Linked DNA regions of Homo sapiens: regions 2 and 3 are each linked to region 1. Evidence: chromatin loops called from intact Hi-C (ENCODE). Cell type or tissue: CD14-positive monocyte. All regions are shown on one strand. Links, peaks and the distances in the headings refer to the core of each region. The heading gives the core; the rest is flanking DNA. Region 1 overlaps ACBD6 (acyl-CoA binding domain containing 6). Region 2 overlaps ACBD6 (acyl-CoA binding domain containing 6). Region 3 overlaps ACBD6 (acyl-CoA binding domain containing 6).

The links. A loop is a pair of places that touch in the nucleus more often than their neighbours do. Peaks named below come from ENCODE experiments on the same cell type or tissue, not always from the same donor. Only the 100,000 strongest peaks of a DNase experiment are listed, where the experiment ranks them.
Region 2: it touches region 1 in a loop (2.5-fold over the local background); 7 of 110 quality-filtered maps call a loop at or near these places.
Region 3: a loop joins it to region 1, with 2.3 times the contacts of the local background. A loop is called at or near these places in 4 of 110 quality-filtered maps.

What each region holds. Positions count from the first base shown.
Region 1 is chr1:180,413,656-180,418,272 of GRCh38, forward strand. The region is part of intron 4 of ACBD6 (acyl-CoA binding domain containing 6); the gene reads right to left. It overlaps LOC105371637 (a long non-coding RNA gene), which reads right to left. Exons shown (of 2, transcript XR_922334.3): 2 at 3,347-4,268. Among named protein-coding and RNA genes, the nearest start is that of MIR3121, 22 kb to the right of the region's middle. In CD14-positive monocyte, for the core only: CTCF peaks have their summits at 2,562 (motif pointing left) and 2,774; DNase peaks (open chromatin) are centred at 2,016 and 2,526; H3K4me3 peaks cover 389 bases; H3K27ac peaks cover 445 bases.
Region 2 is chr1:180,362,487-180,367,103 of GRCh38, forward strand. All of the region lies in intron 6 of ACBD6 (acyl-CoA binding domain containing 6), which reads right to left. Among named protein-coding and RNA genes, the nearest start is that of MIR3121, 74 kb to the right of the region's middle. In CD14-positive monocyte, for the core only: CTCF peaks have their summits at 2,807 and 3,008; a DNase peak (open chromatin) is centred at 2,755; H3K4me3 peaks cover 18 bases; H3K27ac peaks cover 393 bases.
Region 3 is chr1:180,480,397-180,485,013 of GRCh38, forward strand. The region is part of intron 3 of ACBD6 (acyl-CoA binding domain containing 6); the gene reads right to left. Among named protein-coding and RNA genes, the nearest start is that of ACBD6, 20 kb to the right of the region's middle. In CD14-positive monocyte, for the core only: CTCF peaks have their summits at 2,231 (motif pointing left) and 2,433; a DNase peak (open chromatin) is centred at 2,235.

The DNA of each region.
Region 1 (4,617 bases), core at 1,305-3,804:
TAGTTTCCTACTTGCCTTACAGGATAAGAGAATAAAGTGTTACTCAAGTTTTAAAAATATATATGAAAGTGATTTTCTTAAAGCAAAGAAAATCAATTAGACAAAAAGAGGGGGGCATTAAAAAATTCAAAAATCCTTTATAAGATAGTAGAATCAAAGACTAGAAAGAAAAGCTGGGAAGCATACTACATACCCAGCACTCTTCTAAGTATATTGCACGTGCTAATTCACTTAATCTTTCATGCAACTTCACTTTACAAATGAAAAAACAGGCAAAAAGGAGACGTTAAATGACCTGCCAAATGGTACTACATTTATCAAAGGTGGAATAAGAGCTAGAACTCACTTAGACCAACTGATTTTGTATACAGTACATTTTTCTATTATATTATGCTGCCTTTTGACTAATCAGCTGCAGTCTATTCCAAAATCTGAAGCAGAAGTTCTTAACATGACATCTATGAGCTCTCTAAATAATGTACAGAATTATCTTTATAACGCATGTGCATTTTTCTGGATGTTGTATGTATAGGGGGAAGAATTGTTTCAATCGGATTCTCAAAAGAATCAGTGACTCCCATAACGATCAGTAATTTAGAATATCAACAATCAAACTGCCCCATATGTGGACTGAATTTTATGAACAAGTATAAAGGAATGCATTTTGCGTTCCAAAAATCAAACTGATGTGTTTTATAACCTGCAATGCCAGAGCATCCATTCATCAGAAAGCAAAACACCTGGTCATAGGAGTTCTTCTATCCTAAAAGCCAATCTAAACATCTTGTGTCATACAGAAAGTTATTTCCAGTCATAGCTAATTTTCTTAAAAGACACTACTTTAGCATCAGCCATCTAAGTGTTCTTTAAGCCGCTTAAGTATTTTATTGAGCACCTACTACATGTAAGGCACTGGACAAGAATTTGTTGATAACAGATAAAAGGCTAAGCAAGAAAGTTTGCCTTTAAGACCCAAACAGTATAGCTGGGATGACAAAAATCTACACAGGATTAACATAAGGTAAAAGCTGGATCCTTAAAAAGGACTATAACAGAACAGGGGAAAAACAACTTGCTTCAAAGCTAGAGAAAATGATGTAGGTTTTAAGTAAGAAATCATGTTTAATAGGACTATATGGTCACTTGAAGAGGCCCTGTTAAACAGAAGAGAAAATGCTTTTTCGATCACTTATTCTGTAAAGAAAATAAGAAGTGAGGTCAAACCCCAGAAAAGAGAATTCTGATTTTAGAAAGTAGAGCTGCAAATAATACCACGTTAGCCATATTTAACCACCATTAAAAACACCATGTTTCGGGAGGCTGAGGCATCAGAATGGCGTGAACCCGGGAGGCAGAGCTTGCAGTGAGCCGAGATTGCGCCACTGCACTCCAGCCTGGGCAACAGAGCGAGACTCCATCTCAAAAAAATAAAAAAAACAAAAACAAAAACAAAAAACAAACAAACAAAAAAAACCAAAAACAAACATCAGGTCTGCATTTTGGGAGGCCAAGGCGGGTGGATCATAAGGTCAGGAGTTCGAAACTAGCCTGACCAACATGGTGAAACCCCGTTTCTACTAAAAATACACAAATTAGCCAGGCGTGGTGACACGTGCATGTAATCCCAGCTACTCAGGAGGCTGAGGCAGGAGAATCACTTGAACCCAGGAGGCAGAGGTTGCAGTGAGCCGAGATCATACCACAGCACTCCAGCCTGGGTGACAGAGCAAGACTAAGTCTCAAACAAACAAACAAACACACGCAAAAAAAAAAACACCATGTCTATGAAAGAATACCTTCAGAGTTCCAACTTAAGGATAATAGGGACCTACTTTCTTCCAATCCAGTAACAGAAAACCCACTAATTCAAGAGGCACCAACTTCAACTGTTACAGAAAGAACTGTGTCTTTTAAAGTCATAGCAATACTACAGTGCTACTCGCCAATTGTTTCTGAATTGGAAAATAATGGGAAGTTGGTGGTAGGGCACAGAAAGGAAAGCAGAAGGATCCTTGGCATGTGGGTTACGCATACCCAGTATATGTAAGCGTTATTCACAGATGAGAGGACCTTTGGAGTGGCCCCTCTTCCTGAGTCCAACTTCCAAATGTGCATGTATACCGTTGTAAGCAGTAAAAAAGTAAACACAGTACAAACACATATAAATTTCTATTTTGTTTAATGTATCTTAAATATGTTTCTTAGACACATCAAATATATCAACTAGTTTTTTTTGCTATGTGAATTTTTTGGAGGGCAGGTAGCATTTGTTTAAGTATTTGTTTATCGTATATAGTTTATCATCACCAAATATGCTAGGCACAGAGATATTAACAAAATACTTCAGGATAGTATACACATATAAATTAAATACCAAAAAGAGAAGTTCAATAAATTCGCCAAAAATGCTACAAGGCTGAATGACGAATATAAAAAAATTAAGTGACACTCTTGGGCTTACTTGTTAAATACAGCTATCCAATCCCACACCAAATTTTGAGTATCTTACCTTCTACAACCAAGCTGTTTTTATACAATGTCACCATCTAGTGGCCAAAATGAAGAAACATCTACAGCAATATCATTCCATATTTCCTTTCTTGCCCCCTAAAATTATGTACAATGTATAAATCAAACTTTCTCCCTCTACCATTTTCTAAGAGCTCAATACAGCCTTCCATAGTCAATCTTGCCCACTATATCCATGCTTATTTGAAACAAAATAACATGCAAATGAATCCAACCATTATGAAACACAGTAGAGCCTTAAATAAATAAATGTGTCTCTCCATATCTTTATTTTCCTTTCTTGATTTTTTACTCAGGTATCTTGTTCCCTCTCTTTGTGAATCTCAAAATTATCATATTCATTATCTATAGATGACTGTGAGTTATGTTTATGATGCTACCCTAAAGGATGTCCCATGTTATCTCTAGCACAAAACAGAAAGTCTCTTCTTCAGGTTACTACAACTTTTCTGAAATTGACAGCAAATACATTTATATTCCTGAAGGAATAATCACTGGTTTTGACATTCTTTTGAAATATCAGAGCACACTCTATGGGAAAGAGGGAGAGTGTTTAAGTACGGCTTTTTCACCCAATCACAGGAAGATCCTTGCCCATTCCTAAATATGTTATCTGTACCATTTTCTACTCAGATAGCATTTTCTTATCAAAATAATATTTCAAATAGGTCTCATGGCAAGACATATAAAGTCCATTTAACTACAAAAATTATGGAAGGAACTAGCTTGGAAATCTATTTAATAGGCACATTCAACAAATATTCAATTCAATTCATGTATTTACTAAGCAACTGGAAATCAGATATAAAACACAGTATTCTAGTAAATAGACAATGAATAAGTATTTATTGCATGAATGAAAATCCAAAGAAAGTAAGCCAATATCTACAAAGATAAAAACAAATGCCATAATTCCTCAAACTAAGGAATTTGTGGGCTCTAGGGTACATAAACTCCTTTAAAGAGATATGCAGGTATAGATCATTTTAAGTGACTCAATTTCCAGCTCTTCATCTTCTAGATAAATGTATTCTTTACTAAACTGATCTACCTGAAAGGGTTCCTGTGGCAAATATTTCATTACCATTCTCCTTTTCCACATTCCCTCTGCTCAAACACTCTTCTCCTCGTTTGTAAAGGAGAGGCATTACACCTCTCTCCTTACTATAGTTAGTATACTTCAGGAAGTATAACCAAAAGACGGAGGCAAAAAAGCATTCTGAGTGATTTCTCTGGAGAAAGACAGTTCATTCATGAGGTCTCATTAGGACCATGGCTAAGGCAATCCTCAAAATGATACACTTTCCCTGGCTCTATTTTTATGTTCACAAATAATCATTTAACTATTAATCTGTTTTTCTGGACTCCTCAATTCTCAGAAAGGAGGGACCCAGCACTTCAATCACTACAAAGACATAGTCCCTTTGGTAAGCAAACAAGCATTTTAGTTTACACCTCAGTTTTGGGCCAATTTTATTATTCCTACTCTGTTTCTAAGGGTCTGCTTGATCTACGGATCTTTTTTCTACATCTTTGAGGTTGAAAAATGGACTCTGATCAATGGTAATTCACCAAAAATGCCACTCTGTGAAGTTCCTTTGGAGGTAGTCTTTCTAGGATAAAAGCTGGCACTGCACACTATCTTCCAAAATTCAGTCATACTGCTAGTGAATATTACTTCTTTGTAGGAATTTAAGTTCCTGATTTACTTGTTGGATGTATGGCCAGAAGTTGTTGATCTGAAAGGCAAAGAAATGTATTCTGTTCAAATATAATGTTAGAAAATAATGCCGTCATCTCACTGATTTCAACTATGTTTTTCAACATTCTGTATATGCCAAATATAAAACTCAAAGTCTAATGTTCTTTTTAATATAATCTTTCACATATCTAATCTTAATTTTATAAATATAATTTTTATATAATCTTTATCTGATGAAACCATCAATATTTTATAAGTTGAGATTAAAAAGTATGTTTTAATTTATAAATATAAAACAATCATACAGGCAGGCATATATTAATTTTACTTACAGATGTTTTTCTCCCTGAAAAAAAGAATCTATTCTTACTCAAAGGTGTTTAGTG
Region 2 (4,617 bases), core at 1,267-3,766, 51 kb before region 1:
CCTATACCTTAAATAAATATGCTTTAATAATTAGAATTCATATTCAAGTGCTAGTATGTTCTTTTATGGAAACCCCAGCTTTACTACTTAAGTTCCTAATGCATTCACTATTAATCATTCTATCCTTCATACATAGAGAGATGTAGTTTTTCTTTCTTAGCTGTTGGCAATGACAACTCAGAAGCTCCAGATAAAATTCTGAGTTGTTAGGCCTTAAAAGTTGAGATGGTTCAAAGTCACCAAATCTATCAACACTGGTAAAAATACTACTAATTTTAAAAAGACAAACTAATAAGCAACCAAAGGGAAAAGAAGCTAAACATGGAAGGAAGTATATTTAGAAAAGCGATTATGTAATGAATATTTAATCATTACAAAGAGCCTGCCATTGGCTTAACTTCATCACTGTTGGCATAGAACCTATGCTAATCCCAAATCCCAACACTCAGGTGACTAGAGAAGTTGAGAAACTTTAATATTCTCTTTGCTGGGATGCAGGGATTCTCACTCTGAATTCTTGCATTCCTAGGATAGCCAAGGGCGGGCTCTGGCAAATGTATTAACTTATTAACATATTTTGCAAAAATTTAACATGTAGGTCCTTTTTCTCTGGTGTTCATAACTTTCCTCATATTCTTCCTAAAATGGTTAAAGACCACTGTTGTGAGATAGCAGTACAGATTAAACAGGATTGGCCACAAATTGGTAATTGCTGAAACTAGATATTCTCTTTATTTTTGTACCTCGTTGAAGTTTTTGTAATTAAAAGGTTATTTTTAAAACGATTGTGAGGAAAGAATTCATTATGTACAAAATAAATTTTGATAGAGGACTGTGGAATTATCTAAGTGAACTAATGTGAATAATAATTCTATTTTTCCTTATGAGCTAAGTGAAAATGAAATAAAAGTTTTGTAATTTACAAGTGTAGAAAACAAAAGTATGGAAATTTTTCATGTCAAAGCTTTCAGTGAGGCAAGTTAGTTTACTTTTGAGTTCCTTATTTTGTTTTACGAAATGTTAAAAGTTGATGAAAAAGCAGGAAAAAAGGAGAGAAAATGTAACGGGCAAAGCAAAGACTGCAAAGACAGTGGTGGTTTGGTCCTTGGGAGGGAGGACTGAAAGGAATGAAGTGATGGGTCTAATCAAATCACTTAAAAAAGCAGCAGCTTCTCAGAGTTAACCTTGCCAATCAGAGTAAGCAGGAGCAGGAGCAGGAGCAGGAGCAGGAGCGGGAGCATGCTTGTGCACATTAAACTTCACATGTGTCCTTGAACCTATGGTGCACTTCCTCCTCCCACAGCAGCCAGGGAAGGCTTTGTAATGCTCATCCTTAGAGAGAACCTTGAATTCCATTAGAAAGCTCCACAAAATGGAGAAACCCTCAAGTGGCAGCTTGAACCACATAGACAGCTCATACCCTTTACTGATATTAGAAGTAAGCTCATGGGATTAAGTCGGCAAGTACTAGAAAATTAAAAAGTATGAACACACTGACAAATGCCATGATACCAACAAGAATACAAGATGTGTCTAAGCCTTTTTTCCTGCTTTTTCTTTACCTTTTTAAAAAAAGGGATGGCAAATATTTAAAACAATGCTACAATAAAGACTGGGCACTAAGTCTACAAAGAAACTCTATAACTTGTCTGGCTAATATTGGGCTAATATAATATCTACATCTATACAGTGATTTGCTATAAAACCATTCACTTATTGATGGCCTAGCACATTTTACAAATAAGCTACACTTTAAGAGGAACAGTAAAGGCAGACACCTTGCCTTTGATGTCACATCTATTAAGTTACAGCTCTACTCTGTTCCCTACCAGTGATAAGACATCTTATATAATGTACATTTTTAGTGTTACATGTTTAAAAAGGGACATTGATTCAGTAATGAGCCACTAGGTTGGTGAAACTAGTCTGGAGAAGACTTAGGAAGAAAATGTCTACTGTCTTCAAATAACAGAACGGTTGACACCTGGAAGGGAGGAGATACAACTTTTCTTCATAGTTTTAAGAGTCAGAACTAAAACGAGAGTGAGTTATAGGTAAGCAGACATAGATTTAACAGGTAGGAGAAATTTCTAATAATTAGCACTTTCTGAAACAGAATAGGCTATTTTGTGAAGTAAACAGAAATCTTCAGACAGGCTAGCTGGCTTAACCATCTTTTGGAAATTTAGTGGAGAGGAGTCCTGCATTAGGTGGGAGTTGAACCAGATGATCTTTAAATTCCTTTCTATCTTTTTTTTTTTTTTTGAGATGGAGTCTTGCTCTGTCGCCCTGGCTGGAGTACAGTAGCGCGATCTTGGCTCACTGCAACCTCTGCCTCCTGGGTTCAAGTGATTCTCCTGCCTCAGCCTCCCGAGTAGCTGGGACTATAGGCGTGTGCCACAACGCCTGGCTAATTTTCTGTAGTTTTAATAGAGACAGGGTTTCGCCGTGTTAGCTAGGATGGTCTCAATCTTCTGACCTCGTGATCCGCCCACCTTGGCCTCCCAAAGTGCTGGGATTACGGGCATGAGCCACCGCGCCTGGCCAATTCCTACTTTTAAGATTTTACAATTATTATTTATTCAAGGTCATAGTTAGTGGCAGAATAGAAATTGGAATTCAGGTAACGTGACTCCAAACACAGTCTTTCCAAACACAAGGTTATAAACTCCTCAAAAGTCTTCAGGCAAAAATATAAAAGACTGAGGTCAACTGGGTCAGGGAAACTGAAGAGTTCAAAGCCTGTCAACAGAGGGCAGTAGGTACTCAGCTCTAGTTGATAGAAGAACGTGCCCACGATTGCCATATTTGCAGATTTTTCAAGAGAAGTCTAAAATCTGTACTTTTATATGAAATTAACTGACAGTTAATTATAAATAAATTGTGGACTAACACTACAGGTGTCAAACAAAAACAGATCTATGGGCTGCACATGACTTATACTGTTTTGTGACCATGAGACTTTACTCAAAAACTCCATTTCCAAACTACTGATTTTAAAAAATCCTTCTCTGGAGTCTTCAAATTTATCAACATCCTTTTTGAAATACAAAAATCTAAGCTTTATGTTTTATATTAATTACATCCTAATAATTGCTATGTATATAACAGTACTTTGCCCTGGCCTTTATAGATTATATTCCTATTACTGTAATGGCAGCAGTAAATTTGCTTTGTAAGAGCAACACTACATTGCCATCTCATTGTTTACCTACGGTCCACAATAGCCGTCAAATTTTCTACTGATGATATTTGTGCATAAACAATCTCTATACATGTATACATGCATATGGTCCATAAGTATATTTAAATATGCTCCATATTCTATAATTATTTCACGGAAAAATTACTTTTCTTTGAAGAGTCTTTTTTTTCTTATCTTTTTCCCATCTTTCAGGCATTAATCACTCTGAGTATATCAGTTTGATCAAAAGCAATATTGACCATTTCTAGAACTTACTCTGTTTACTTAGTATAACTAAGCAAATTGCTTGGTCTCATTTGCAAGCATTTTGTTATTCTGTGTAATTCCTTCATCATTAATTGGTTCTTATAATGTTACATTTAAAAGAACATTTAAAATTTAGCAACACTAGGCATAGCCAAATATATTTTATAACATGCACATACTTATTTAAATAGTACATCTCAGAAACCATCAATGAGCCACCAGTTCAACATTCAAACAAGTTAGTTCTTTTAAGGCAGATGATTAACTAATTTCCTGAATTCAATGAGGAAGAATTGCCTGACATTTTAAAAATTGAAAGAATTACAGAATTAATTCAATTCTGAGGGTACCATCAACTTTAGACTACAAAATGTTATGATTCAGTTGTAGGTAGCTTAGACATTTAGAAACCTTTATGGTGAAGACGGTAGGTTTTCCTGGGGATAAAAACTAATTCTTTTGTTTTCAAGCTTACAATAGTGCAAAATGTCAACAATTTCTGGTTAATAGCAGTACCAAGAGAGAATGTAGCCAGGGGACCATTAAGAAGGAGCAATTTACTATAGCAGGTCATAACACTTTGACAGTGTCCTATAATTCAGTTAGATGTAAAAATAAGATGACACTGGGTGTTCTCTGAACTCAGAGTAATTTGAACTTGATTCACACTGTACTGTGAGCCAGCTGTTCATTCTCAGATATAAACTTAGCAAAGGAAGTGACTATTCAATATAAAAATGACAGAGAAATAACTGATTAAACAAAATTGTGAATAGGAATATGGGTTAAAAGTTACACTGAAAGGAAAAGCCTGATGAATAAAATGTCATCTACATATATGAATTTCATTATATATAATATAGAAGATATGAGGAACTTATTACTATATCCTCATAAAATGCATCCGATAGCTATGAATTCTAGAAGCACTGAGTCAGTATGATAAACTATGACGGCAACACAATGCAGGAAAAAAAGGGTGGAATCTGCAGTGAAAATACCAGGGGGCTGTGAACCCTGGTTATACCACTTACTAGCTTTGTGTCCTCAAGCAATTCACATAACCTCTCTGAGCTTTAGTTTCCTCAACTGTAAAATGAAGATAATGCTACACAGATTCCTGTAAGGATAAAATGAGCTAATACAGAAAAACATACTTTGCAGAA
Region 3 (4,617 bases), core at 1,107-3,606, 67 kb after region 1:
AGGTCACTAAGAAAAAGCAGTAAGAAAAGATTCAGGGATCACTGCTAGGTTTCTCACTTGAATGAACTCAGTATATGGCAATACCATTAAATAAGGAAAGAAGCAGAAGAAAGCATCTGAAGGCAGGGTAAGGGGGTAGACAGTTGATAAGTTCTATTTTAGACCTGTTGAGTCTGAAGTGCCAATGCAACACTAAACAGAAATGCTCAATAAGTATTCCAGCACATGAAACTCAAAGCCAAAAAGGCAGAGTTCTTCAAGTCAAATGGAGCTTGTAGAAGTACTTGATTAGGCTCACATTATGTTTAACTTTAAAAAAAATCAGAAGATGTCACTTAAAAAATGAGATTTCAGGCTGGGCACGGTGGCTCATGCCTGTAATCTAGCACTTTGGGAGGCCGAGGTGGGTGGATGACTTGAGGTCAGGAGTTCGAGACCAGCCTAACCGACATGGTGAGGCCTTGTCTCTACTGAAAATACAAAAATTAACTGGGCATGGTGGCATGTGCCTGTAGTCCCAGCTATCCAGGAGGCTGAGGCAGGAGAATTGCTGGAACCCGGGAGGCAGAGTCTGCAGTGAGCGGAGATCGCACCACTGTACTCCAGCCTGACAACAGAGTGAGACTCCGTCTCAAAAAAAAAAACAAAAAAAAAACAAGATTTTATATCAGATCTGGCACTACTGAGCATTCATGGCAATAACTGGCTGGAGCTAACATCCAATTCCCCTCTTTAAATAGGGCATGCACTTCACTGCAAACCACAACCTTGTGATTCTCTCTATATAAATCAAAACCGACTTCATTCATTTATGTTAATGGCTTGGCCCATGAAGGCGCTTGTTTTTGATTTTTTTTTTTTGTGACCCTGGTCTAAAAACCCTAATCCCTGATCAGGATCACAGAAAAGATCAGGGCTAAAAAATAAATTTAGAATCAATATAGACTGTGGTTAAAACTGCAAGAATGATAAGGAGAGACACAGTTTTGAAAATCATCAACACAGGCTGAAACTTGGGGCAAAAAAATACTTAATCATGCAGACTTTGTGCTTTATAATATTTCTATTACCTTAAAAGTGGCCTTTACCATACTCAAATCTTAATTCAAAATTCACTTTCCCTGTGTATATTTTAATTTCTTCAGCAACACTGTTAGTCTTTAACCAAAAATGCTAAGTTTTCTATTTATTCCCAGGTAGCTTTTTTCAGGAATTGCTAATAGCATCCTACATATCTATATGCTCTAAAAATGCTAATTAAATTAAATAAAGTATTCCCCTTATACTGAGCATAAGTTATGCCCTGGAACTTGAAGAAACAAAAGAAGAACCAGAAGGTTGGAAATACACTCTAAGAGAGAAATATAATGGATTCATGTTATTTACCCTGGAAAAGAGAATTATAAGGAAATTAGAATAATCTAGGTATCCTCTATGGTATGGCCCTGTGCTGAACTTTGTAGGTGGTAAATAGTAACACAAAGGCGAATCTGACACGGTCCTTGCCTTGAAGAGTCTATGGGCTGGATGGAGTACTATCAAGTTCGATAGTCAGGTGAATTTCTTTCTGAGATGAGAGTTTTAATACATGAGAAATATATAACTTAAAGAAATATTCTCTAGCATAAGGCACCTAGAGAACCTCAATTTAATACCTTATAGTCAACAAAAATTAGATATGAATAACAAGAAAAAAGTCAAAGGTAAATTTTTGTCAAAAACAAATCTGTTTAGTTATTTTTTTAAATATAAATTATAAAAATTATGACTGCCTTCATAGGTAAGTATAAACAACAGGTATAAATTTATCTATCTTTCAATAATTTTTATAGGTAAAAGATAACTAGCTGATGTTACAAAAACCACAGATGAATAGCAGCCAATTTTGCAAAAGGCTAGATGGATACTGGACAGCTAGACAACCACTTATTTGGCTGCTGGAACTAAAGAAAGGAGAGTGTCAGTTCTCCCATCTATGCTATTTTTCTCCATGGTCAACACACAAATAACAATGGATGCTAGTCTAAACATCATCAGATCAGTGAGGTGAAGAGAAATGAAGTTAATAATAAGATCCCGAGTAAATATAAAAGTTTTAAAGATCTAAGAAGTTAAAAAAAAAAAAGCAAGAGAGAACCAAGGTATTAACAATATCACTGAAACACACAGAAAACACTAGAAATTCCCGAGAATAAAAACGCATCTTATTTATGTTGAACTTTGCTCCCTCTGGTGGTCACTAAAGGTTTTACTAGATGCGAGTAGAAACGGAGGAAGAGGACAAAAGAGAAGTGGAATTGCAGAAACTAAGTTAACCTTCATCTATATATCAGACAAACGTTCAATTTTCAAAGAAAACTTTTTTAAAAGAAGAATTTAGAGCTCAGTGTTACGGAGGTAGCTCTGAGGATTACAGAAACAGTCACAAGTGAAAAGATACTTCTAGGGAATGGGACTGAAAGTGTGTGAGTGTGTGGGGCAAGGTACTTGTTCTAAAAGTTTCATTTTATACTCTTCCACACTGTTTGAATTTTTGTTTCCATAAGCCTCTATTATTTTCATGAAAATATCATTTAGTGGACAATGTGGAGGAATACCTAAGTCTTTTTACAAGTTTACAATCAGTATATTTCGCTTCTCAGAGTAAAAGCCACAATCCTTATTACAGCAGGCTATATTACCATGTGCCCAACTCTGCCTCATTTTCTATTTCTCCACCCCTCGTTCTCATATACATTCAGTCCTTATTGCAGTTTCTAGAGTACGTCAGGCATGATCCTACTTTAGAGACTTGCACTAGCTGTTTCCTCTATACAGAATGTTCTTCCCCCTGTATGGCTCATTCTTTCACTTAATTTCAATCTATGCTCAATGTTACCTTTTCAGTGAGCCTCTCCTGACCATCTTATTTTAAATTAAGAAGGTACCCCTGCCTCCTGTGTGCCCTATCCTTCTTCCCTGCTTTCTCTCCACAGTGCTAATCACTTTCTAAGACACTACAACTTTACTAATACATTATTAATATTTACTATAATATTTACTTTATTACTTATCTCTGTCCGACTGTAAGCTTCCTAAGAGCAGGGGTTGTTCTGCTGTGTTCAGTGCTAAATCCCCAGCCCCTAGAACTACAACTTGCACACAGTAAGTATAAAACTAATGTGTGAAATAAATGACTGACTAGTATCAATAATACCTTAATACATGGTAGAAAAAAGAACAAAATGCCTCATTTTATATTTGGTTCAATATAAAATGGTAATCTATTACAGATTAGGATACAATTATATATGCAAAATACATACTATTAATCTTTTAATCAGTGATATCTGGAGAGAGATCATTAATGTCATTAATGGGCTGCTTTTTTGTTTTTGCCTAGTGTATATGACTAAGATACCAAATACACTCAAATGTAATCATTCTGCTATTAGTACTTGAAAGCTTTTGTATAATAGGACTCAAAAGAAATAGTACCCATGCATCTTGAACAAGAATCTTCTCCAAAGAGCTATGGAAAATATCAGATACTACCCGGGAATTATGAAAAAATACCTAATTCTTTAATTTGGAAAATGTCCTCTTCTAGAACTATTAATATTTATCAGGAATAAAAACACATCTTTTTGTCCAGAGTGGAAAATACATTAAAATTACTACAAGACTTACAGTTTGGTGGTCCTGCTTTACATGTCAACATTATTTATTTACAAGCAAGGAAACCACTTCAGAACAGGGTTACCTCATGGCTCAGGGCATTCACACTAAAGAAAATTATTACACTTCCATGTGATCAGAGTCAATTTAGTAGTAGCCAAAAAAACAAGGTGACTGGGGTGCGGTTATTTTCCAATTTCACCAAAGTTTTTACAAAACTGCCTTATTATTTGTCAAAACTCATTGAATTACACACTTAATGTTTGTACATTTCACTATACATAAATTTTGCCAAAAAACAAAGTAAGATTCCTATTGAGAACTTTATTGGTAAATTTTCTTTTCACAGTGGTATAGGTTAGAAATTCTGAAACTACTTTCTGTATATTCTAGACTTAAGCAAATGAGTAACTACATTGAGGATACTGGGAGCAGGGTTGTTCTGTTGGAGAAAGGAGTTACAAATATGAAAGAGGGAAGGCTATCATGTACCCTGTAGTGTTGGGTTGGAATTACAGGTATGAATATAAACTTATGGTTTTTAGTATACAAGTAGATAAATATATAAATACTGATATAGGATATACACGTGTCAGAGTAATATAAGTATTAATACATGTATACACGTCTGTGTCTACAATGAATATGTATTCAACATGTGTATCTACGCACGTATGTATACGTATACATACATATGTTATGTATGCATGTATATACAAAATGTGTGTATGGCTGGGCGCGGTGGCTCACACCTTTAATCCCAGCACTTTGGGAGGCTGAGGCGGGTGGATCATGAGGTCAGGAGTTCAAGACCAGCCTGGCCAACATGGTGAAACCCCGTCTCTACTAAAAATACAAAAATTAGCTGGGCGTGGTGGTGGGCGCCTGTAATCCCAGCTACCAGCTACTCAGGAGGCTGAGGCAGAGAATTGCTTGAACCCGGAAGGCGGGGGTTGCAGT